2 separate regions of the Mus musculus genome follow, and region 2 is linked to region 1. Evidence: chromatin loops called from intact Hi-C (ENCODE). Cell type or tissue: left cerebral cortex. All regions are shown on one strand. Links, peaks and the distances in the headings refer to the core of each region. The heading gives the core; the rest is flanking DNA.

Evidence for each region. Hi-C counts contacts between places; a loop is a spot of excess contacts. Peaks named below come from ENCODE experiments on the same cell type or tissue, not always from the same donor. Only the 100,000 strongest peaks of a DNase experiment are listed, where the experiment ranks them.
Region 2: it touches region 1 in a loop (3-fold over the local background); 8 of 42 quality-filtered maps call a loop at or near these places.

Annotation. Positions count from the first base shown.
Region 1 is chr13:40,777,943-40,789,768 of GRCm38, forward strand. It overlaps the pseudogene Gm6245. Among named protein-coding and RNA genes, the nearest start is that of Tfap2a, 50 kb to the left of the region's middle. In left cerebral cortex, for the core only: a CTCF peak has its summit at 6,618 (motif pointing right); a DNase peak (open chromatin) is centred at 6,617.
Region 2 is chr13:41,035,736-41,047,561 of GRCm38, forward strand. Mak (male germ cell-associated kinase) reads right to left here. Exons shown (of 13, transcript NM_008547.2): 8 at 10,284-10,595; 9 at 6,284-6,450; 10 at 3,894-4,042. Among named protein-coding and RNA genes, the nearest start is that of Tmem14c, 25 kb to the left of the region's middle. In left cerebral cortex, for the core only: no CTCF peak of the experiment used is centred there; DNase peaks (open chromatin) are centred at 6,456, 6,666 and 6,982.

The sequences.
Region 1 (11,826 bases), core at 1,824-9,823:
GGGGCTGAGGAGCTTCAGCCCAGCGGTGCCGGTGCTTGGCTAAGCCCGGGCACCGAGGACTAGGCCATGGGGCCGCGCCCTGAATAGAAGAAAGAGAATGAAAGAAGTAGACAATATAAGAGAAGAATGGGTTTGTGAAACAGGCCCTCCTGACAGTCAACCCCTCAATGATAATCAACAAAAGGACTGTGAATATTATGTTGACAGCCTTTTTGAGGAAGCAGGGAAGGCTGGTGCCAAATGCTTGTCCCCCACTGAACAGAAGAAACAGGTAGATGTAAATATAAAATTGTGGAAAAACGGATTCACTGTCAACGATGATTTTAGAAGTTACTCTGATGGTGCAAGTCAGCACTTTCTGAACTCCATCAAAAAGGGGGAATTACCTTCAGAATTACGGGGAATTTTTGATAAAGAGGAGGTGGATGTTAAAGTAGAAAATAAGAAAAATGAAGTATGTATGTCTACAAAGCCTGTGTTCCATCCCTTCTCAGGACAGGGCCACAGACTAGCTAGTGCTACACCAAGAATCGTTTCTAAAGCAAAGAGTGTTGAAGTTGACAATAAAAGTACTTTGTCTGCTGTTTCACTGAACATCTTGGAGCCCATTACCAGGATCCAGATCTGGTTAGCCAATGGGGAAAGAACTGTCCAAAGATTTAATGTTTCTCATAGGGTGAGCCACATCAAAGACTTCAATGAAAAATACCAAGGATCTCAGAGAAGCCCTCCTTTTGCCCTGTCAACAGCTCTTCCTTTCCTCAGGTTTCTGGATGAAACGCTCACATTGGAAGAAGCAGATTTGAAGAATGCTGTAATCATTCAGAGACTCCAAAAAACTGCCAAGCCTTTTAGAAAACTTTGATAGTTTTTATTTTTGAGATACTGAGAAAAATGATGGTTGCAAGTAGATATGCAGAGTGGGAGACAGAAGTCAGTGTGACTAAACTTGGGGTTTGAGGGCTTTTTAATCCCTTATGAGGGGGTTCAGTCGTCACAAGCTAGGAGAGTGACATGGCTCTAAGCCAGGGTCAGTGCATTTTTCTCAACAGGCTATTCAAAAAAATACCTATTTTTCAAATATTAGTTAGCCAATATGACATATTAAATAGCTGTGTCATTAATCTTAATGTGGTCTAAATTAGCAGAGTATTCAATTAGCTAAATCAGCATCAACATTCAAATATTATTTCCAAACAGCAGATATTTATATAAATGTTAGCTATCTCAGTTTTTAAATAGCAATACATTAAAATATTATCCATGCCATAAAAAATATGAGTTAAGCTGAAGACAAGTGATTATGAGTGCTTAGCCTTATATGGGGACCTCTATATCATTCCATACCTCTACTCTTACATATCTTAACAGGATACTGTTAAGGCTATTGGAACATCATGAAGAAAAAACAGATGCAATTTAAGAGCTGGAAGATGGGAAATGAAGACTGTGAAATGCTGTCTTCTAGGCATGATGTGTGGCCATAGTCCTCATGAACCCTCAGTCGTGGTGGTTACCTCCATATTACCTGTAAAAGATCAAGCCAGTTAAAATCTACCATGGATTGGGGAGGAGCTTTTAAGGCCTCAACCCTAGCTGAGGTGTGATTGGCAGTTGATGGCTACTGGAAAAGAGTCTTTTTGCAAGAAGGTGGTTACTAGCTGGTTGCCTACGCCTCGGTGGATGATCCCATACCTATGTGTACATGAGCAGCACAAATTTGACTCAGTTTACTACATAAACAATGAAAAAGAAAGATCATGAAATAAAAAGTAAGAAAGAAAGATCATGAAGCTGGAAGTAAGATAATATTGAGGGGCACCACAGGAGTAACAGATGGAAAGGTTAAATTGGAGATGATCAAAATGCATTGTATACCTGAATGAAATTTTAAAAAAACATAAATATTACTTAATCTATATTATAGGAAACACTCTATCAAAACTTGACTAGAGCTAATACTATGTGTCTCATGCTGGGTCTAGAGGAGCTCTAGCAAGAAGGGGCTGGAACACCTTGAGAAAGACTTCTAAGTGCACATTTACTTGTTTCTCTAAGCCAGTGTTTTTCAACCTGTGTTTTGAGGTCAGATATCAGATGTCCTTCATACCATATATTTATATTACAATTCATAACAGTAGCAAAATTATAGTTATGATGTATTAATGAAAATAATTTTATGGTTGGGAGTCACCACAATATGAAAAACTGTATTGAAGGGTTACAGCATCAGGAAGGTTGAGAACCACTACTCTTAGGTGTCCTCTAGTCACACCTGTGCTGGCTTACTAGGGTTCCCCCACATGAGAAGCAGTGCTCCTCAGTCCTGTCACCTGGCTCTGTTGCAGATTAGCACAGAACTGACATGTCTAGAAGACTAAAAAGCAATCACCAGCCCACTTACCTCTAGCCCACCATCTGATTCTCCTTGAGGGATGAGGCCATATCAACAGACCTGCACGGGTTGGTGTGGCATCGAGCTTTGTCCTTTGTAGTAGGAGCAGGCGGGTTAGCCTTGCAAGTCATCGTTGTGTGTATTCGTGTGCTGCTGTTAGTTCATAACTCAGCGGGAGACACCTTAGCTCACCCCTCAGGCTGTCACATCCTCTGGGTCTCCTTAGATGCCTCCCTCTGTGACAGAACAGCCTTGCAGAATGGCAGGTGGGTTTGACATCAAGCTCAATGGCCAAACACTAGTAATGCCCCTGCCTGCATCACTTTCCCTCTATTCTCAAGTCAAAGCAGGTGGCATTACCAAAAAGCAAGTGTTTCTTAACACTCTGAGATGCCAGGTCAACAGCACACAACTGAGACAAACTGGATACCCACCCATAGAAAGCCTCTTTAACTTTATTTATTCATCAATTTATCTAAACACATTATCTGAAAAGCCATAATAAACAAAAAAACATAACTATTGTGTGATTTTTGACAAAATTTGACATTATTACATAAAGGAATATGTTATTGGCCCAGAACATGGATGTTGCAAAGTGCACAGTGATGTCCCCAAAGCATGAGAGGGAATGCCAGAAATGAAGAGAACAATTCCATCTTCAATGCTAATTATAATTCTTAGCACCAAACCAAGAAAGCACAAGGCTTGTACTCTGAAAGGTGAAAAATGTTGCTAGAGAAAAACATAAGCAAGGGCGAGGAGGTGACTCAGTGGTCACAGTTCCCTTTCTGAAGAAAGACACAAACTGCTGGAATAATGTCTTATTGTCACAAACCACAAGTATCCAGTTTTGTTAAACTGTCAGTGTCTGTGTTAGTCAGAGTCCTCTAGGTCACAGAACTTATAGAATGACTCTCTCTCTCTTTCCCTATACATATATATATATTACACACATATGTGTGTATATGTATGTATATACATGTGTGTGTATATATACATACACATTATATATAATATATATATACACTATATATAATGTATGTGTGTATATTATATATATGAGCCTATAAATCATTCCAATACATTATACATATATGGTATATATACATTATACATGGTATATGTACCTATTATATATTATATAATATATATGCACATAATGTATTGGAATGACTTATAGATTCCAGTTTAATCCAACAATGGCCAGCTGTGAACAGAAAGTCCAACAATCTAGTATTTGCTCAGTCTCATGAGACTGGGTATCTCAGCTGGTCTTCCATTTATACTGGCACCCTGAAGAAATAGGCTCCAATGCCAGTGAAGGAATAGATGTGCTAGCAAGGCAAAGGCAAGCAGGCAAAGAACGAACCCTTCCTTTTTCCATTGTCTTTATATAGGCTTCCAGCAGAAGGTGTACCACAAGATCCCAATCAAAAGCAGGTGGTGTCTTGCAGCCTCAAGTTCCAGATCATAGGTATGTCCTGCAGTTCTGGACTGTAGTTCATTGCAGAATCTGGTTGACAACTGAGAATAGTCAACATGGGGTCTATCCCTGACTTATGGATTTAAGATACCACCGCGCATATATTAAGATGGCTTCTATTAAAAACATCTAAAACAGAGAACAATAAGGAGGAAACAGGTGGATCTGAGAGCTCCCTGGCTGGCCTGCCTTGTTGAAACAGTGAGCTTCAGGTTCAGTGGATGCATTAGCTACTTTTCTGTTGCTGAAATAAACACTGTGAGAGGCCACCTTACAGAAGCATTCGTTTATTTTGAGCTCATGTCTGTCTTAGTTCGGGTTTCCCTGCTGTGAACAGACACCATAACAAAGGCAAGTCTTGTAAGGACAACATTTAAGTGGGGCTGGCTTACAGGTTCAGAGGTTCAGTCCAGTATCAACAAGACAGGAGCATGGCAGCATCCAGGTAGGCATAGTCCAAGAGGAGCTGATAATTCTACATCTTCACCCAAAGGAAGCTAGGAGCAGTTTATCCAGGCTGCTAGGAGGAGGGTCTCAAAGCCCACCCACAAAGTGACACACTTCTTCCAAGGCCACACCTACTCCAACAAGGCCACGCCTCCTAATAGTGCCACTCCCTGTATCAAGCTCATTCACCACATTCAAATCACCACATTCTACTTCCTGGCCCCTAAAACCTTGTTCAAACACGTGAGTCTACAGGGGCCATACCTAAACATAGCATAATACTAAATACATTTAGTCCAACTTCAAAATTGAAATCAGGTATCAGAGGAAACAAACTAGAAATGGCACAAAGCTTTGAACTCTCGATGCCCAACCGCAGTAATACACTTCCTCCAGCAAAACCACACCTCCTAAGCCTCCCCAAACAGTACCAGCAACTGGGGACCAGGTATTCAAACACTGGAGACTATGAGGGACATCTCAATCAAACTGCCACAGTGAAAGGTCCAGTTTGAAGGCAGTATGGCAAAGAATGGCAGATGACAATAGGATCTCTGTTGAAGTCTCTTCATACACACTTGCATACGCGCACACACACACACACACACACACACACACACACACACACACACACATACTGTCACATGTGTAGGCTTAGTTTTTTTAAAAACCTAGTTTTAATAAGGGTTTTTAAAAGTTTTAGTATCCCTATTAGTCCACCACCCACCAGAGGAAAGGAAACGTTAATAAAGCGAAGGAGGATGTGGACCTGTTTAGAAATATATTTTAGATCAAATCCAATCTGTGTTGTCAGGATATCAGTTGTTTAGTTCACATGAATCAGTAGTGGCAGCCCAATCTATTTGTAAATACCGTTTATGAACCAGCAACGGCAGGCTGATCCAGAAGAAATTGCAAGGCTTGCCGGAACACCACCAGAAGTTTTTCAGTATGTTTCCCTCTATGAAGTCACAACAAATGATAACTAACAAAGAATGATAAGGCATACCAATAGCACCCAGCATCATCAGCTCAAGACCAGCATCAGCAAAGCCCAACGATGACCAACAAAGAATGGCAAGGTGTACCAATGCCACCCAGCATCGTCCACTGTCTGTTGGGCTATGTTTATATCCTTTCCAAACATCACGTGTTCTCTCAAGCATCCACTCTAGGAAAATATCACGTGCCGTTTTTCCAGGCTGCCCCCAGAAAAACACCATGTGTCTGTTCTTAGTAAAACATCTTCCCATGTGTGTGCTTCAGCAAAAACACCCTCTCGTAAGACAGTCTTCAGAATAGCATCACCTGACACAACTGAGTCTCTAAAGAAACCAGAAATTGCCACTTCACACACCCACACACACACTCACATGCTTTCCAAACATACATGCACAAGTAAATATATAAAGAAATGAACTCACAGAGCCATAATTGAAATCAAATGGAATACTAGCTGCCAGGAGCTGTGAGGGCAGGAAGGAGAGGTCAATGGGGACAAATTTTCGGCTCTGTCACATGAAGAGGTCTGTAGCAGTTACACAACCGTGTGAATGAACTTAACCATCACAGACCTGTACACCTAACACTAATTATGATGAAGACATTTCTGTTGTGTGTATTTTGCCATCACTTTCCCCACACGGATCTCTTTCACACTCCAAGTGTGCACAGCATTGTCCAGGCAATGTTAACTTTCCTGAGTCTGTCCTTAATGCATTCTGAAATGATTTTTGTCTTTGGGATTTTTCTTTCTGCTGTAGGATCCCACTGTGAGGTCTGTCTCCAGATCCAGCTCTCTGGCCCCTCCCTACCTTCCTAATGCTGTGATGAAAAGTCACCACACCCAGCTAGTCCGAGATATCTGACTGGTGGGGATATCTCTCAGATCACCTCTCACACTGTCCACCACCACAGCAGTACCCATGCTAGGTCACCAACGAGCCTTCCAGTAGCAGCGTCTGGGTTGCTCACATGGAATCCGGTGCTTTGCGTGCAGATGGAATGACTCACTGTGAAGGAGTTGAGCTTGGGCTCTAGCTGTAGGGCTTGCTGATTCTGACATATGCAAAGTCCACATTGTATCGGGGCATGAGATGGACCCCTATAGGTCTCCAGTGGGGGCCCACCCACAGTAACAAGGCATTGTCCTGGAGTGTGACTAGGCCTTCCTTCAGAAACAAGCAGCCAGGGTCTTCCTCTGATGTTTCTAAAGTATAGTTCTTAATGGGGTTCTGAAATGACTGCCCAACTGGTCAAACCCAAGTACTCAAATCCTTGTAATTCATAATTTAAGCAGCAGATGGCACCATATCACTGCTCTTTCTGCCTTTCTCGCTCCCTCCCTCCCCTTCCTCTTCTTCCTCCTCCCCTCTCCTCTTTCCCTCTCCCCACTTTCTCTTGCTCCCCTTCTCCCCTTTACCCCTTTACCCACTCCCTTTTTTTCCCATGAACCCACCTCCCCCCGCCCCACCCACACGTTATAAAGATCACTACCTATGCAATCCTGTGACATTAGGAGGAAATCTTTCACAAATGACATCTACTAAGGAAAAAAAAAAAAGAGCTGTTTTTGCAAAACAAAAGCATTAAGCAGTAATTGTCAAAACCAAACCTGTGCTTTTCCATTTAGACTGAGTAAGTTACCCAGTTGTGGGGAAAATATCTGAAGAGTTTGACAATGTCCTAACAGGCAGAAGGCTCTTCAGTTCAAGGCCAGACCCAGTCTTGAATCCTAGACATGTTATTGTCATATACAATATTTATGCTCAAAAACCCTACAATTGAGTTACAAGGTATGTGTCCTGGAGTGGGGGGGGGGGTCTCATAATGTTTAAGTGAGTTTATAATTTTGTGTTGGGTGACATTCCTGGGGTCTGTCTATCTTCAACAAATATTTGATGATAGTTTTACCTTTGCAAGTGAATGTATGAAAACACTTGCCAATTGTCCCTTCACAGGGAAAGAGGAGAGCCCTAAATAAAATAGAGTCCTGCCAAGATTCTTCGGTGGCCAGTTAACTAGCACCTTTGAGCGTACTTATTAAACAGTGAGGAAGAGATGCCTGGGTCCTTGTCCCCAAGGCTCCTGCATACATTTGTAGGATACATTTTTCGAACCAGGAATCCCAAAAGCACAGATATCCTCTCTCTCTCTCTCTCTCTCTCTCTCTCTCTGTCTGTCTCTCCCGCTCTCTCCCTCTCTCTTTCTCCCTCCTTCCCACCCTCTCCCTCTTACTTATTTTGATTTTATGCACATGAGTTTTACCTACATGTCTGTGTACCATCTGTATGCAGTTGCCATCAGAGACCAGGAAAGAGAACCATGGCTCTCAACATCCCTAATGCTTTAATACAGTTCCTCATGTTGTGGTATTCCCCAACCATAAAATTATTTTTATTGCAACGTCATAACTGTAATTTTGCCACTGTTAATGGGTAGTATAAATATCTGAAATTCAGATGGTCTTAGGAAACCCCGTGAAAGGGTCATTTGACACCCCCACCATGCCCCCACTGAACCAAGGGGTTGAGACCCACAAGTTGAGAGCTCCTTCCCTTGAACTATAGTTTCAGATGGTGGTAAGCTGCCATGTGGGTGGAAGGAATTGAATCCCCGCCCTCTGGAAGAGCAACCAGCTGAGCCATCTCTCCACCCCAGTGTAGACAACCCTTCAAGTGGATTGACCAGACAAGTACAGAAAGTATGAAGTATAAGGATAGACACTGCCACACTGCTCCAGTGCCCTCTCCAAAGCTGTTCACAGCACATGAGCACCGTGCCTCTCTAATGTCAGGCAGAGTAAGTACAACACTTTATAATCTTAACTTTACTTCCGAAATAGTCACCTTGATGTCATTTTGTTCTCACTTTGCCCATCACAGTGATGTGTCTACATTAGTTTATAAGTCTTGTTGCTTTAGTCAGCCACCCACTCCTATCTCTTGCTTACCTTTCCATTGGATTAGCGTCTGTGTTTAGAGCCATGTTAGTGGTTTTATCGTTTTCATTGCCTTGTCCAGCACACCTTGGTCCTGGAAACCTAACTGGGGCACTACTGGAATGAAGAAAAGACACACACAGAGAGACACAAACACACAGAGGCACACATACATGCACACAGATACATCAAAAAACCTAAGAACCTTAGACAGTTCACTATATACACACAGAGGGAGGGGCTAGCTCCTCTCCATGGAAAGACTCAATGGGGAACTGTCTCAGGCTGTAAATGTCTGGGAAGAGGAAGCTGCTATTGAAGTTATCTGTGTGCTCAGTCAACATCTACCTTGGACCAGGAGAAGGCTTTGCCAAATCCCTGAACTTGACCTGGGGAAGCCTTTGATAGTTCCCACATGCCTCAGGGTTCCTGTCAATAACATATAAGCACTCAGGACCACATTGACTCCCCCAAGTGACTTATAAATAACTGTCTTATTATCACATCTAGTCTTCATGTTACAAACATTTGATACCAGTCCCTAAGATTAGAGACTGTGCCTTTCATTGTTCAGAAAGTTCTGAGCTAAGCCCTCTTCCTCTTTTTGGCTATTGTGAATTTATTTTCCCTGCTTAAAGCTTGCCCAAGTTCAGATTATAAAAATGACAAAGGCTAAGAATATTGCTCAGAGGTTAAAGTGCTTGTTGCACGAGCCAGAGTGCTGGAGTTAGAATCCCAGACCCTGCAGCAGTGCTAGGTGGATGCTCGCAGTGCACTGTAGAGTTCCAGCCTCAGAACATAGAAGCAAGGAATTCCCAGGTCAAACTGGCTAGCCCACCTAGCCATATAGATGAGCCCTAGGTTTAACTGAGACCCCCTGCTTCAATGACTTAGGAGGAAGAATAGTTAAAGAAGAGTCTAGATGTCTGCCTTGGGTATCTACATATACATGCCCCGCCTCCTGGGCCCCATTGCACAAACATACATACACACATGCATACACACATCACATGGAAATAATAAGAAAAAATTCTAGTATATATTTCCTAATACCTCTACAACTTTCAGAAAAGATCTTTCGCTTCTCAGAACTTGCTATATGATGTAAGGCAGTGGTTTTAGCGTCTTAACTATTTAACTATTTCAGTGATAACCATTTTAAAAGATATTTGGAGCTGAGTGTAGTGCTACACACCTATAATCCATATGGTCAGGTAGTGGAGACAGAAAGACACAAGTGTGAAGCCAGTCAGGCTATGGAGCAAGACTTGCCTCAAATAATCTTTCTCAAATCACACACCTTAAATCCCAACACTAAAAAGAGTGTGTAAAGAGCTGAGTGAAAACTAGAAAGTGGGATTGTTAATCTCTGACCTAGTTTCAGGAGGAACATGCTGCTTTTCGTGGATGCAAGAGAAAGCAGTGGATGAGGGGTGCAGCTGAGTGTAAATGGATGAGGTATGAGAAAATGGATGGTGACCATGAAAGACAAGGCACAGAGCCACTGAGGAGCAATGTCTCCCTGATGTTGAAATTGGATCCGCTCTCAGTTTTCCTGGACAGTAGAATGTGTGTGATAAAGAGGAATGACAGCCACGCTGTCTGGAATCCCTCAAAAATATCAACTGCTTTCAGAAAGGTAATGGGAGCACATCTTGTTGCAGAGGGAGGTGGATCTCTGAGGCATCAGGCTCATAGAGGGTTCCAGAACAGTCAGGGCTGGGTAGAAAGACTGTATCTCAAATAAATAAGTAAATAAACACCCCCCCCAAAAAAAACCAACAACTCCTTCTCTCTTTTTCCTTCTTTCCCTTCTTCTCTCTCCAGGGCCTCCCAGGCTAAAATGGTTAGCCACACTGAAGAACTTTGGGTTTGGTTGAGAGACCCTGCCTCAGTGAATGGTATGGAAGAGGGATGAATAATATTTATGGAAATTGTTAAGAATGGAAAAAAATTCATAAGGAATAAGCTTGAAAAAGACAGGGGCCAGGAAGGTGTATCTCTTTATCCTACTAGTCCCATATACAAGAGTGGAAAGAGGTTCTCACAGACAGACTCTGGACTAAACAGAGATGCAGGGGCAGGCAGGACTTGGTCCTTTCCCTGCTAATATTAGATAAGGAAGCTGGTGTGTTGAGCAATACCCAGCAACTGTCTTAAAGCACTGTGTTTCCCCACTGTGGTTTGAATGTGAAATGTCTCCTGAAGGCTCAAGTGTTTGAATGCATGGTCCCCAGCAGGTGGCTGCTTTGAAAAGAGGTGGAACCTAACTAGAGGAAGTCGGTCACTGGGAAGACAGTCTTATTAAGCTAGCCACACCATGCTTCCTATCCATTTCCTTCTTCCTGAGTACAGTGTGGCCAATTGTCTCACTCTCCTGCCACAACATGTACCAACTGCGATGGGCCACATCCCCTCAAACTGTGAACTAAAGCAAGCCCTTGCTTTCTTATGCTCTGTGGTGGTTTGAATATGCTTGGCCCAGGGAGTAGCACTATTAGGAGGTGTGGCCTTGTTGGAGGAAGTGTGTCACTTTGGGAGTGGGCTTTGAGACCCTCCTCCTAGCTGTCTGGAAGACAGTCTCTCCTGGTTGCCTTCAAATCAAGATGTAGAATTCTCTGCCCCTTCTCCAGTATCATGTCTGCCTGCATGCTGCCATGCTACCTGCTATGATGATGATGGACTAAACCTCTGAAACTGTAAGTCAGCCCCAGTTAAATGTTCACCTTTAGAAGAGTTGTCATAGTCATGGTGTTTTTTTCACAACAATGGAAACCTTAACTAAGACATACTCTTTTTTGTTTTGTTTTGTTTGGTTTTGTTTGGTTTGTTTGTTTGTTTGTTTTTCAAGACAGGGTTTCTCTGTATAACCCTGGCTGTCCTGGAACTCACTTTGTAGACCAGGCTGGCCTCAAACTCAGAAATCCGCCTGCCTCTGCCTCCCGAGTGCTGGGATTAAAGGCGTGAGCCACCACGCCCGGCTGACATACTCTTTCTTGTCAGGTATTTGATACAACAGTGAGAAAAATCAACTCATCCATTCCCCCCAATCAATAACCAATGTCTTACTGTAGAAGCTACTGAGATCCACTTTGGATTTTGAAGTGTGCTAAATATCTAATTCTGCATGAGTCTGTCCTCGCTGTCATCTTCACCATAGTAAATGTTAGTGCTAAAGCTTTGTTCTCCTGAGCCACAGGAAAAGCTAAGTTGTAGGACATCTTATAACTGACCGTTCAGAGTGTCAGGTCTTCTTGGAGGGAGAGTCCATCCCCGATGATAAAGACCAAGAAACAAAACTGTGCAAAAGATCTGCACAGGGCAGTCACTGGGAGCTTGAAGAGGCCACCATCATCACCCAGGCCTGTGCTAGTGACAGGCAAGAGTGCTGGAGCTAAGTCTTGAGATGAACCACCAGTCATCAAAGACTGAGTGCCACAAAGCAGCTGTGTGTTCTCTTCAGGGACTTCTGGAAAGGAATGGATGGGATGAAAGGTCTTAAAGGCACAAACTCAAAACTACACATAGCAGCACATCCCTGTAATTCAAGCACTTGGG
Region 2 (11,826 bases), core at 1,559-9,558, 260 kb after region 1:
ATGGAATTGTGTTTGTGTGTGTGTTTGGTGTGTGTGTGTGGTATATAATAGAATTGTGTGTGTGTGTGGTATATAATGGAATTGTGTGTGTGTTTGGTGTGTGTGTGTGGTATATAATAGAATTGTGTGTGTGTGTGGTATATAATGGAATTGTGTGTGTGTGTGTGTGTGTGTGGTATATAGTGTGTGTGTGTGTTTGGTGTGTGTGTGTGGTATATAATAGAATTGTGTGTGTGTGTGGTATATAATGGAATTGTGTGTGTGTGTGTTTGGTGTGTGTGTGTGGTATATAATGGAATGGTTTCTTTCAATTCAAATCCTCCAATATTCCCTCCTTTACTCTTTCAAATTCATGACCTCTTTCTCATTGTTAATTGTTGCATGTACATATGTACACGTGTACATGTGTGTGTTCCTCTCTCTCAGGCTGCATACTGTTACTCCTATGTATGTATGTGGGCCTGATCATTTGGTATGGTGTAACCAGTTGGTGTACTTGTCCCTGAAGAAGGCCATTTCTCCCCTCTCAACAATCCTCAGTCGCCTTAGTTCTTTGGTTGAGGCCTCAAGGTTGTCTGCCTGACCCCCTGACCCACTTTTGCCATGTCTGCCTGACCCCCTGACCCACTTTTGCCATGTCTGCCTGACCCCCTGACCCACTTTTGCCATGTCTGCCTGACCCCCTAACCCACTTTTGGCATGTCTGTGGATGGCTTTAATCAGCTCATGATTAGGCAGCTCATGCTGGTGAGACTTTATGGGTGTAGCTTCTGACATTCCTAGGAGAGACAGTCTCATGGCAAACCCCTTGGTCCTCTGCCTCTTAGTCTTTCCGCCCCCTCTTCCACAATGTCTCCTGAGCTTTAGGTGTGGGAGTTGTGTTGTAGATGTAGCCACTGGAACTGGGCTTCACATCTGTGAATTTTGATTGGATGTGGCTTTCTGTAATTTTTTACAATGGTCTCTGTCTTTGCAAAGAGAAGTTTCCTTGAGGACGGCACATTTATCTGGGGGTATAAGGACAAACACGCAGAGTGTAATTAGAGATAATGCTGGTTTAGAAAAGTGGGGATTTTTAGGTTCTCCTCCATGACTTCACTAGCCCTGGGCAGGTATTTTCCCTAAAGTGAATATATCCACAATTGAAGGTAACTATTTTAATTCAAGTTCCTAAGACAAATATTCTAGGAAACAGGTCCATCCTAGAATTGTAAATTATGAGTGGATGAGCCTCGATTGGACATCATTTGCCAACTAGGGAGAGGCAGACATGCAGTTTGACATGTAATACTATACATTGTTACATACCAATTTCTCGCCTCTGTGATGTTTTTAAGAAGTTAGTTAGCAAACACTGACTGTGTATGTACCATGTGCCAGTGCATGAGGGAGGGTGGAGAACATGACAGACCAGTTCCGCTCTTTTGGCTCTTTCGATCTAATACAGAGGGGTGACACTTATAATTCATTGGATATTTAGTAGTGCCAAATGGCTTAGAAAAATATGGTCAATAACAGAAGCAACGGAGTCTTTCTCTTGAAAACAAACAAACAAACAAACAAACAAACAAACAATTTGGGGCCAGAGAGATGGCTCAGTGGATAAGTGCTTGCCGAGTAAATCTGGAGATCTGAATTTCATCCCCATGGTGGAGGGATAAAACCCACAAGCAATCCCCTGATCTCTGCGTGCATATGGACACACACTCGAAAACATCACAGTAGGAAGAAAACCAATTTTAAGCTAAACCATGATCACAACCAGGTTTGGTGGTGTGCTCCTGGGTGACATCAGTGTCACCCGAGGACTTAAACGGGGAGGGAGCTAAGAGATACACACCACAGACTCAGCAAGACCAGAGTGGCCAGGTGGGAGTGGGGAGCAGGCTCTGTGGTCATTGTTAAAATGGAGCCAAAGGGGCTAACGCGGGAATTTCAAAGGGCAGCAAGGAGGATGGCGAGGGCTCAGATGGGAGAGAGGTGGTTCCACTGAGCACGATTTGTAAAGTGCTGTGGAACGAGTAGTTCTGATGTCCAGCAGTGGTGACACTGGTTCCTGAATGGAGTCCTGGTTTTAGGGTGAGACCAGAAGGCACCACCGAGAGACTGAGCGGCTGTTAGTGGTTCTCACTACATCTTTATCTGCAGCCGATACCTTGCAGTAATTAAGTGCTTAAGGCTTATAGGGTGGGTCAGGTGACCTTGGTCCCATTATGAGCAATACACAGACCCTCAAGGCCTGACTGTAAGTGCATATGCTGATCTGTGGCAGGTCACGCCTACAACACTTGCATCTCTTTCCCTGAAGGCCATTGCTATAGATCTATTAATCCTTGTATAATGTCTGGCTTTCTTGCAAACATATGGTATCCATATGATCCCTATAATCCTGAGGGTTGATCTAAGACTTCTCATATACTTGGCTTTAGGGTTAAAAAGTAGGCTTTCCATGTATTATTCTTTCTTAGTCCTATGATATTCAATTATAAGAATAGTTATGGAAGTCAGGCATAGCATGAATTTAACCCCAGCACTCAGGAGACAGAGGCAGGTGGATCTCTTGAGTGTGAGGCTGGCATGGTCTACAGAGGAAGTTTCAGGACAGTTGGGGGGCTACATGGAGAACCCCCATATTAAAAACTAAACAAAAAATCATGAGTCAAGATAAGCAGCAACAACACCTTTCTCTTGTATTCATTGTTTGCTAATTCAGAGTTGCTGGTTCATAACCCATAATCAATAAATGTTTGCCCAAATGCCTCAACTTAGCCCAGCCTCATCCAGCTTGAGGGAAGATCCAGGCTCAGGTTTAGTCAGAAAAAATTCTTTTGCCACTTCGAGTCCAGTTTTCAAATCTCATTTACAGCCATACTACCCAGGTGAAGTAACCTGTGGAGTCTATTAGGGCTGACGGCTTGACAGAGATCCTTAAAAGCCATATTGGGAAGTGGACCCATGAAAATGGGGGTGGCTGAGCTCCATCAGAGGACAGGGACCCTTTCGTACACGGGACAAATGAAATACCAGTTTGCTAAACTTCAGTCATTCAAATGTTCTTTTTACTGTTTTCAGCAGTATTCACCGTGGGTCTGTGTTCTGGCACGGCTGTCACCTCCATACTCTTGCTGTCAGCCTGAGGTGCTCACAGGTTCAGCGCCAAGCTTTACGAAGCTGCTGGTGCCTAAAGATTCCCAGCATGCTCCATTCTAAGGCAGAAACCTCCATTCTTCCTTCCAGTTCCTCTCACTTCCTTCACCACCATCCCCTCCTCAACCCTCCTCTCTCGACTCATCAGTGTCTACATCTGACTTCCACCTTCGTGCAAACCCACTAGTTCCTCTCCTTCCGAATCTTCACCTAGGCTCACCTCTCAGCAAGGCACACTGTCCGCCATCACATCTGCAGCATACCTACTTCTACCTCTGCTGCCTCTATTCTAGACACACACAATAACACCTTGAGCAGCCTCATTGTCTATTTGAGTCTCTAGCCTGTTCTTTCCAGCCACCAGAAGCTTGTAAATAAATCCATACAGCACGCCATTTAGGAAACTATATATAAATTTATACTTGTAATAGGGTGCCCAGTTGCTTTAATAAAATTGAGCACGTAATAAACCACATCTTTGGCCAGGCTTTGGGGAAGCAGAAGTATCATCCTATGGCAACAGGCACAGCTGCTAAAGAATCCTGGGACTCTGTTTTTTCCTTCCTCGTTGCCCTATTTTATAGATACCAAGGCCCTTTACTCTGCCCTAGCAATACTCTGGTTAGCAGCAAACGTTTGTTGTCTTGAACCAGGGTATCAAATGGTTCAGACTGGCCCAGAATTCCCAGTCCCCCTGCTCCCCCCTTCTCATTATTGGGATGCAGTGGTAAATCTTCTTTACGTACCTGGAAGGTATCTTGATTGTTTCAAATAGTACTGCTTAGCCGTTGAAGCAGTTGACAAGTTTGGATCAGATTTTAAGGAAACAGATGCATGTAAATTCCTATTTTCCCCCTTAAAGTGATTGGAGACTGGGAGTCCTGAATCTGGAAACCTTGGAGGCCAACACAAAGCACCAATCAATGCAGGAAAATCACTTGTCCCCCACCCCATCTCCTTCGGTGATTCAAACAAGTGGATGGAAAACCATGAGTCCTTTTGTTGTTGGGATTGCTAAATGATAACGTCTACCATATCCCTGCCAGCACATCAAGTCATTTCTGACATTAGACAGGTTGTGACAGAACCTCTATAGCAGTTTATGGGTCTGTAATCCAATTTGCCTCTCCTGGCATTGCTGCAGTCATGGATTCACAATGCTGGAGGACTGGACCGCAGCCATAGCCATCTCTACCTGTTGCTAAAGTCATTTCTATCTAAGAAGGCTCTTTTGGGCAGGACTCTGGCTGCCCACTCTGGGGTAGCGCTTGATACAGGCAGCAGTTTTCACTGGGGATGGGCCACCATTTCTGGCTTCTTGCCCTTCCTCTTATTGTGCTGTAGTTTTACCAATCATGGAAGTTCTACTCAGGGCCCAATCATAGAAGTTCTACTCAGGGCCTGCCGTCCACCCACTTCTCTCCCTGAGGACTGAGCCAGGCTCCTGGACATACAAGAGAAACATTCTACACGAAGCCACACCTCCAGCTCCTTTTTCATTCAGAGAAAAGATGCCCCTTAAGTTGCCCAGGTTGGTACTGAACTTGTGGGTCCTTAATCCTCTGAAGTAGCTGAAATTACATTGTGGGCTACATGGAGACTCTGTGTGTGTATATTTCTTGGTATTGTAGCTGTTATTATTTTAGGATGTGGCTTTTTGAACACACTATGTATGTAAGTGGCCTTGAAGTCCTGATCTCTGATCCCCTTGTCCCATTTCCTAAGTTTTGGAATTATAGGCAAGTGTCACCATGCCTGGGTTTTTTTGTTTGTCTGTTTGTTTGTTTATTTGTTTTGTTTTATTGTTGTCTATTGTTTTGTTCTGATTTTGTGGGGTGGGTTTTTGGTTGTTTTGTTTCTTTTTTGAGACCAGATATCAACTGTATAATCCTGGCTGGTCTTAAACGTTTGTATCTTTCTCAGACTCCAAGTTAGCTGGGACTCTAGGTGTCAGCAATATGTCCTATAGGTTTGCTCCTTAGAGGAAGGATGCGGAGAGAGCGCCAACAGAGCCTCTGGAGTTTCCCATGTCAGGGTTCTCACGTCCTCCATGTTTAGCACCTCAGAAGTATATCCAAGGACCACTCAAGACCTAGCATGGCGGAGTAGTGTGGGATTGAATGCGGTTCTTCCTAAGGTCAAATGCTGGAGGGAAGAGAATGTTTGTGACTACACTGGGTAGAGCTAGAGACTGAGAGTGACACACCCATGTGCACCCCGGGCAGGCTCTACGTGTCTTTAGAGGGAATGGCCCACCCTTGTGTGCTCTTGTTAGTTTTTGTTTTTGTTTTTTATCATTGGGTATACAATCTGTAACGGGAAGTCGTCTGCACTACACAATGACAATGTCCCCTAGACTTGTGACCTGACTACGCTTCTTACTCCTCTTCTGTTCCAGGGAGGAAAGTAAATCAAAGTATGCTCCCAAGATGGTCAACAAGACTTAGCTCATCCTGTTCAGAGCAGTCACAGCGGAATGCTGCTGATGGCCACAGCGATATGCTGATGGCCACAGCGGAATGCTGCTGATGGCCACAGCGGAATGCTGCTGATGGTCACAGCGATATGCTGCTGATGGTCACAGCGGTATGCTGCTGATGGCCGGACTCCCGAGAACAAGGCGTCGCTGGACGCTGAACTTTCCAGGACAGGTTCCGAAAAATGACTTTCAAATGTTTGAATAGGCAGCGACCTAGTAATTAACTTTTAATGCCATCAGAGAAAACCACTAGCTTTGTATATGATGGGCTGCATTCTACATGCAGGGATGCAAACTGCAGGCAGGACTGGTGGTGACCACAACTCACGAGAGTGAGTTGGGTGTGACTGGCGTGTCCTGTGGTCCCAGCCACTCAGGAGACAGTGAGGGAGGACTACTCCAGCCTACAAGTTTGAGACCTACCTGGGCAGCATAGCTAGACAATGTCTCAAAAACAACAACAGCAGCAATAAGACAAGGAGCAATATAAAGACTGAATAAGTACTTTGCTCTACACACGTCACTACTTTCTTGGGGTATGCATAAAGATTTCTGGGTTTTATAGAAGAAATAACTGATCCTTGTCATTGTATTTAATGGGTGAAGTAAAGGGGATGGGCAGCAAAACACATTTCCCTGGTGAATGTGCAACCTCACCGAAATGGAGACTCCTTCTTCTTCTCCTTGCAGGCTTCCATGCTTGGCTTCTTGGAGTGGGAGGCTCCTAAGTCGTCCTCAATGTCGTCACAGCTGTCTCCAGACTTGAAGACTGTCTGACCCCACCGTCTCCGGGCTCCCTTATGGCCCAGGGTGCTGACTGAATTCTGTGGTGAAAAACAAAGTCAGCCACCAAAGTCTTAAATTACCTAAGATTCCCTCGAGCAATTACATCAGGCAGTAAGTTCCCTTTACAGTCAGGTGTTACTTAATGACAGGACACGTTCTGAGCAATGCATCCATAGGTAACTGTCATTGGATGGACATCATAGAACGCACTTACAAGAACCTAGATGCTCTAGCCGACTAGTGTGGCTTTTGTTCACGGGCAACAAACGTGTTCCACACGCTAATATACAGAATACTGTTAACTGTAGAGGGATGGTTACCATTTGTGTATCTAAACATATGTTAACATAGATGAGGTACTGTGAAGAGGCTGGGGACATAGGTTAGTGATGGGGCACAGAGGTAGCATGTACAAGAGCCTAGATCTGACCCAGCTACCCAGTACTTCCTCCCCCACCCCCACCCCCACCCCCAAACAGAGGAAAAGGCAGGGAGAACTTGAAGCAGCTAGCTACCTCCACAGCCAAGAATAGAAAGCGAATAAATACATGCACGCCTACAGGCTGCTCAGCTCCCATTCTCTTTTTAAAATATTGTACAGGACTCAAACCCAAAGACTAGTACCATTCAGTGTTGGTACTGAATGAAATTGCTGAAGGTAATTCTCTACGGACATACCTGAAAGCCTACTTACTGGCTCTAGGCAGTCGCCCATGGAGACTCCATTCCAGGTGACTCTGTTATGTCATACTGACAGTTAAAACTAACCAGCACCGGGTACTTGCGGTCCGAGGTTCTGGGTTGGCCCCTCATAGGTAGAATCTAGAAAACTGAGACTTGGCTGTGAGCCTTGCTGCCCTCAAGTGGAAATAGCCTTATGGAGGACACTGAGGTTGGCATGTCCCTGTGTCTTTCAAGCTTTCCTCTCTAAAGTGCACATGCCACCTTATAGCCAATGCATAAAAGCCACTGTGGAGGGGATGGCACTAGAAGACAGAGACACCCTGGTATCTTCAGCTGCATGCTGAAGAGGGCTTATTCAGTGAGAAGGTCCAACGCTCTGAGGTGACCGCCAGGGCTTCCCGTTTGTGATGAAATATTCTATTGTTTAAGCCACAGGGGTCAGGCTTCTGTCATTACTGAATGTTATTCCAGCAGACACAAAGAAGGAAAGGGCATCAATGACTTTAAAGGTTGGGCCTCTGAAATGGCTGGCTGGGTTGAAAATCCTGACATCCCAAGTTCCATTCCAGGGATCGCAGGATGGGAAGAGAGAACGGGGTTCCTGTGGGTTGCCCTGGAAACTCCACACGAATACCCTTCCCCATGGAAAAAAGAAACCCACATGTACTATGAATTTTAAGATTTAAGTCTAATTGTCATAGAACAGCATCCCTATTAACAGGAATAAGGAACAAGGAAGAAGCCGAGGCGTAGGATAGACTGTGAGCTGGTTTCCTATAAGCTGATGAGAAGGTGGTATAGGCATGTGAACTGAAGTACATAAAAGCAGTTCACAATGAGGAACAGAGCTTGGAAGGATGGCCAGCTGTGCTGTGGACTTGAGGATGGAGGAAGAACAGCTTAGGCATGCACAGAGCTGCTGACACTGGATGGCAATGGCAAGAAAAGACACCTGCCAACCTCTGCACCGTCATATACTCTGTCAGGAGAAACACTTTTGACAAACAGAATTAAGCATGGGATGAATAAGAACCAATGCTCTGGATGCACGGAGTCAGCAGAAGATGACGTTTGGCTAAGTGTGGGCCTTCCTCAGCTGGACTGCCCTTTAGCACGAAACTGAATGCGATCCCTGCTGAGCCATGCCAGTACCTTGAATGATCCTGCAAGTTTGGGAAGACCAGGAGGGGAGCAGGCAGATAACAAGTAATGCCTTTGAAATACAAAGCAAACATTTGTACTCTGTGTCAATACTTTATCATAGAACAAGGGCAAAGATTTGGGGGGTTGGTAGCTCATATAAGCCATCATTTCTCATATCTATGACTCCATGTGATGTGGTAGGTAGTCCATGCGAGCACCAGTCAAACCAGTGTCATGGTTTTCATGATACCCCCAACAATGCAATGATCAGAGGCCAGTGGAAGTGGATCAGTGCATAGCTAATAATTTATGAGTGACCAGCATATCAATGCCAATCTAGAAGGTTCTAGCTGCTGCCCAAGATCACCCTGCTTTTTTTCTGTTTATCATGAAGATATAGGAATAAAAACATACAACTAAATAAACCCACAGGTGTCAGGATTGTTAGACCCAGGAGAGAAAGCCAGCGTTCAAGAATTAAAAAATTTGCCAGGTAACAGGAGACCTTTAACCCTTTGAACCTTAGAGATGGAATAGGCAGGTAAAAGCATAGACTATGTGATCTGCGGAGACGTTTATATCAAAACAGACTCAGAAAATTTCATGGCTAGCACACCCATCCCCGTTCTGGAATATGTTGGCTATATAAAGAAAGATGAGGTCTAGATATTAGGTCCCATAACTTGGTGAGTACACCCAGTCTGAACACAGTGGGCAGTTCTTAATAAATATGAACAGTGTTCAGTAACTACGCATTTCCTTTCCTTTCTTTTCCCCTCAGTGTACGCCAGCCTCCAATGGCCTTCTGAAGGGAGGAGAGTGGCCTTTTTGGTTTGGGAAGCCATTCATTCTGCTTTGCCCTCCCTGGTGTGTGCTGTCTGTCTCTCGTTCAGGTAGTATCATCCCGAGTGGCCAGAAGAATTAGGAGGAAAATTAGTGGCCTGTCAGAACAAGTTACTTGCAGAGCATATAACGGAGTTGGGGGCGTTTTACCCAGAGATTGTACAAGGGCTGTTTTGAAATACTTGTAGAGACCACACCCTCCTTTCTGCTACATGTCTTAGAGACCAGATTCTCCTTTCTGTTACACGGCATAGAACCCATACTCTCCCTTCTGTCACATACTATAGAAAGCCACAGTCTCTAATATTCAGAGCTGGATGAAGACTCTTCTGGACCCTGGAGGCCATTCATTTATCCAGCAAATATTAAAAATCCACCCCATGGCAGACACCTTCTAGATTCTGGAGTTATGGTGATAAACCAAACAGATATATTTTTGACTTCTCAGAGCTTGCTCTCCAGTAGAAGGGGGAAATGTTAGGCAAGAGCAAGGTTGGGCTTGGTATTAGTGGGAGTTGGTTTGGGGGGGTCGAGGCATACAAAGATGGGAAGAGTCTTTGGGAATGGATTGGGAAGTAGATGCAGTGTTTGAAAGGAACTGTGTGGGAAAAATTCAAAACCAATCAATAGTCCACCCTGAAAACATACACATAGAGTAACATCCTACAGACTACACAGGTTGAATTGGGGAACGTGTGTGCGTGCGCGCGCGCACACACACACACACCTATAATTAAAGAAAAAGACAAAAGAGCAAGGAGCTTTGAAGGGAGAGAAGTTCCATAAGGAGAAAATAATGTGATAATATAATCTCAAAAAATTTAAATTACATTAAAATAATATTTCCAGTGTGTTTGTGTTTATTATCAGTGAAAACCAGTGTGGAATTTTTGGGAAAATCCTTAGTATTTAGGATTGGTACTCTAGAGTGTCCAATTCCTACTGGGAATTCTTCAATGACACCTGCGGCATACGGATGTTACTCCTTTATTCTGGAAGTTTCTGCTCATCATCTTAAAATATTACCTCATCTCTTACCAAACCAACGTCAACCAAAGAAAGCAGGGGCTTTGACCTGGGACAAGCGCCACACAGACTCCATTGTTAGACCTGCACCGGCAACCTGATGGGCGAGTCTCGGCCACTACTTACCCAGAGTGCACCAGTCCGTGTCATCTAAAGCATCGGCTTGGCTACTCACCACTGGGATGGTTTTGATGATACTTGGAAACATGGTTTGTGGTGGTTTCTGGTGACCCTGCTGCTTTGGGGGTGGGTGAGTCACTGTGTTCTGTGGTGGCTGAATGGTCTGCAGTGGTTGGTGGCCCTGTTTTGGCTGGGGCTGCCCGGCAGGCTGATCAAGTATGTTTGGCAAAGGCTTAGGATCCCGTTCAGAGGAAGATGGCTTTGGCTCCAGAGGCTGCAGCTGCTTGTGTAAAGTCTGTTTTGTATCCAGATGGTGTGCAGAAGAGCCCAGTACCTGACCGACTTGGAAATATGGGTGTTTCAGTGCCTGGAAAAGTATGGAAACACCATACAGAAGGTCACCTTACGTTAATGCGTAGCTAATCAGAACGTTTCCAAGTTGAAATTGTGTGCATCCTTAATATAGGGCAAACCGATCACTATTATCAGTGGTCTTCTTGATGGGGAGTTCTGGGTATTGAACCTGTGGCCTCAGTCATGCTAACCTGCATTGACAAGTGCCAAGCATGTAGGATCTCTGTAGGATACCAGGTTGTACAAAGCTGAGGACCTGTGGGCAGAAGACAAACTTCCCAGGAGAAAGTCTGAGAATGAAGTACACATAAAAGAAGCACTCGGCTAAATCCAGTCGTGCACTGTCTCTGGGTTTTGTCTCATCCTTTTTTGAAATAAACTAACTTGTAATATTGCTACAGGCAAGGTGAACAAATGGAGATTTTTTTTTTCTCTAGCCAAATTATAACAACTCCATGTGGGTTCTAGGGCTTGACCTTGGGGGCATCCCCAAGTACCCTAAGCTTGCTGAGCCATCTCACTGGCCCCTTATGCTGCTTCATGGCTACAGTTTCCTCATCATGATATAAAGTCTTTATACATGCTGTTGGTTTTAATGATTTAGTTCTTAAGTAGCTATGCAGAGTCTCTTGTGATTTCTTCCTATGCCAGGACTGTTGCTGTGGTGATTTTAATACCTCTCAGGGTAACTGCTCCCCAATCTCTGCTCTCTGGTTACCTGTTTGTGTTCAAATATGCCTGGATTCATTTTTCTCTTTTGTTTCTTGTAGCTGGTCTTTTTTATGGTTGTTGTTTGTGTGTGTGTGGGTTTTTTTTTTTTTTTTTACTTTATTTGGTTTTGGTTTTTTAAAACAGGGTTTCTCTGGGTAGCCTTGCCTGTCCTGGAATTCACTCTGTAGACCAGGTTGGCCTCAAACTCACAAAGATTGGCCTCCCAAGTGCTAGGACTAAAGGTGTCCACCACTGCTGCCTGGTGTGTAGCTGGTCTTTAGAAAACACATATGCTATTTTATTTTAAATGAGGGGGGTTAAGTTTTACGTGGAATTTATATTAAATGTAAATAATATAACACAATTTATCATCGTTGTTTGTTTGTTAAGCCTCTGGCAAACAGAGGGATAGCATTTTAAAGACTACAAAGTTCCACAATGCTACCCTCTTGTGGGAGTCAGAGGATAAACTCTTACTGAAGTCTGAATTTCCTGATTCTTGTCCCAGGGAACAAGAATCTTAGCCCTCAACC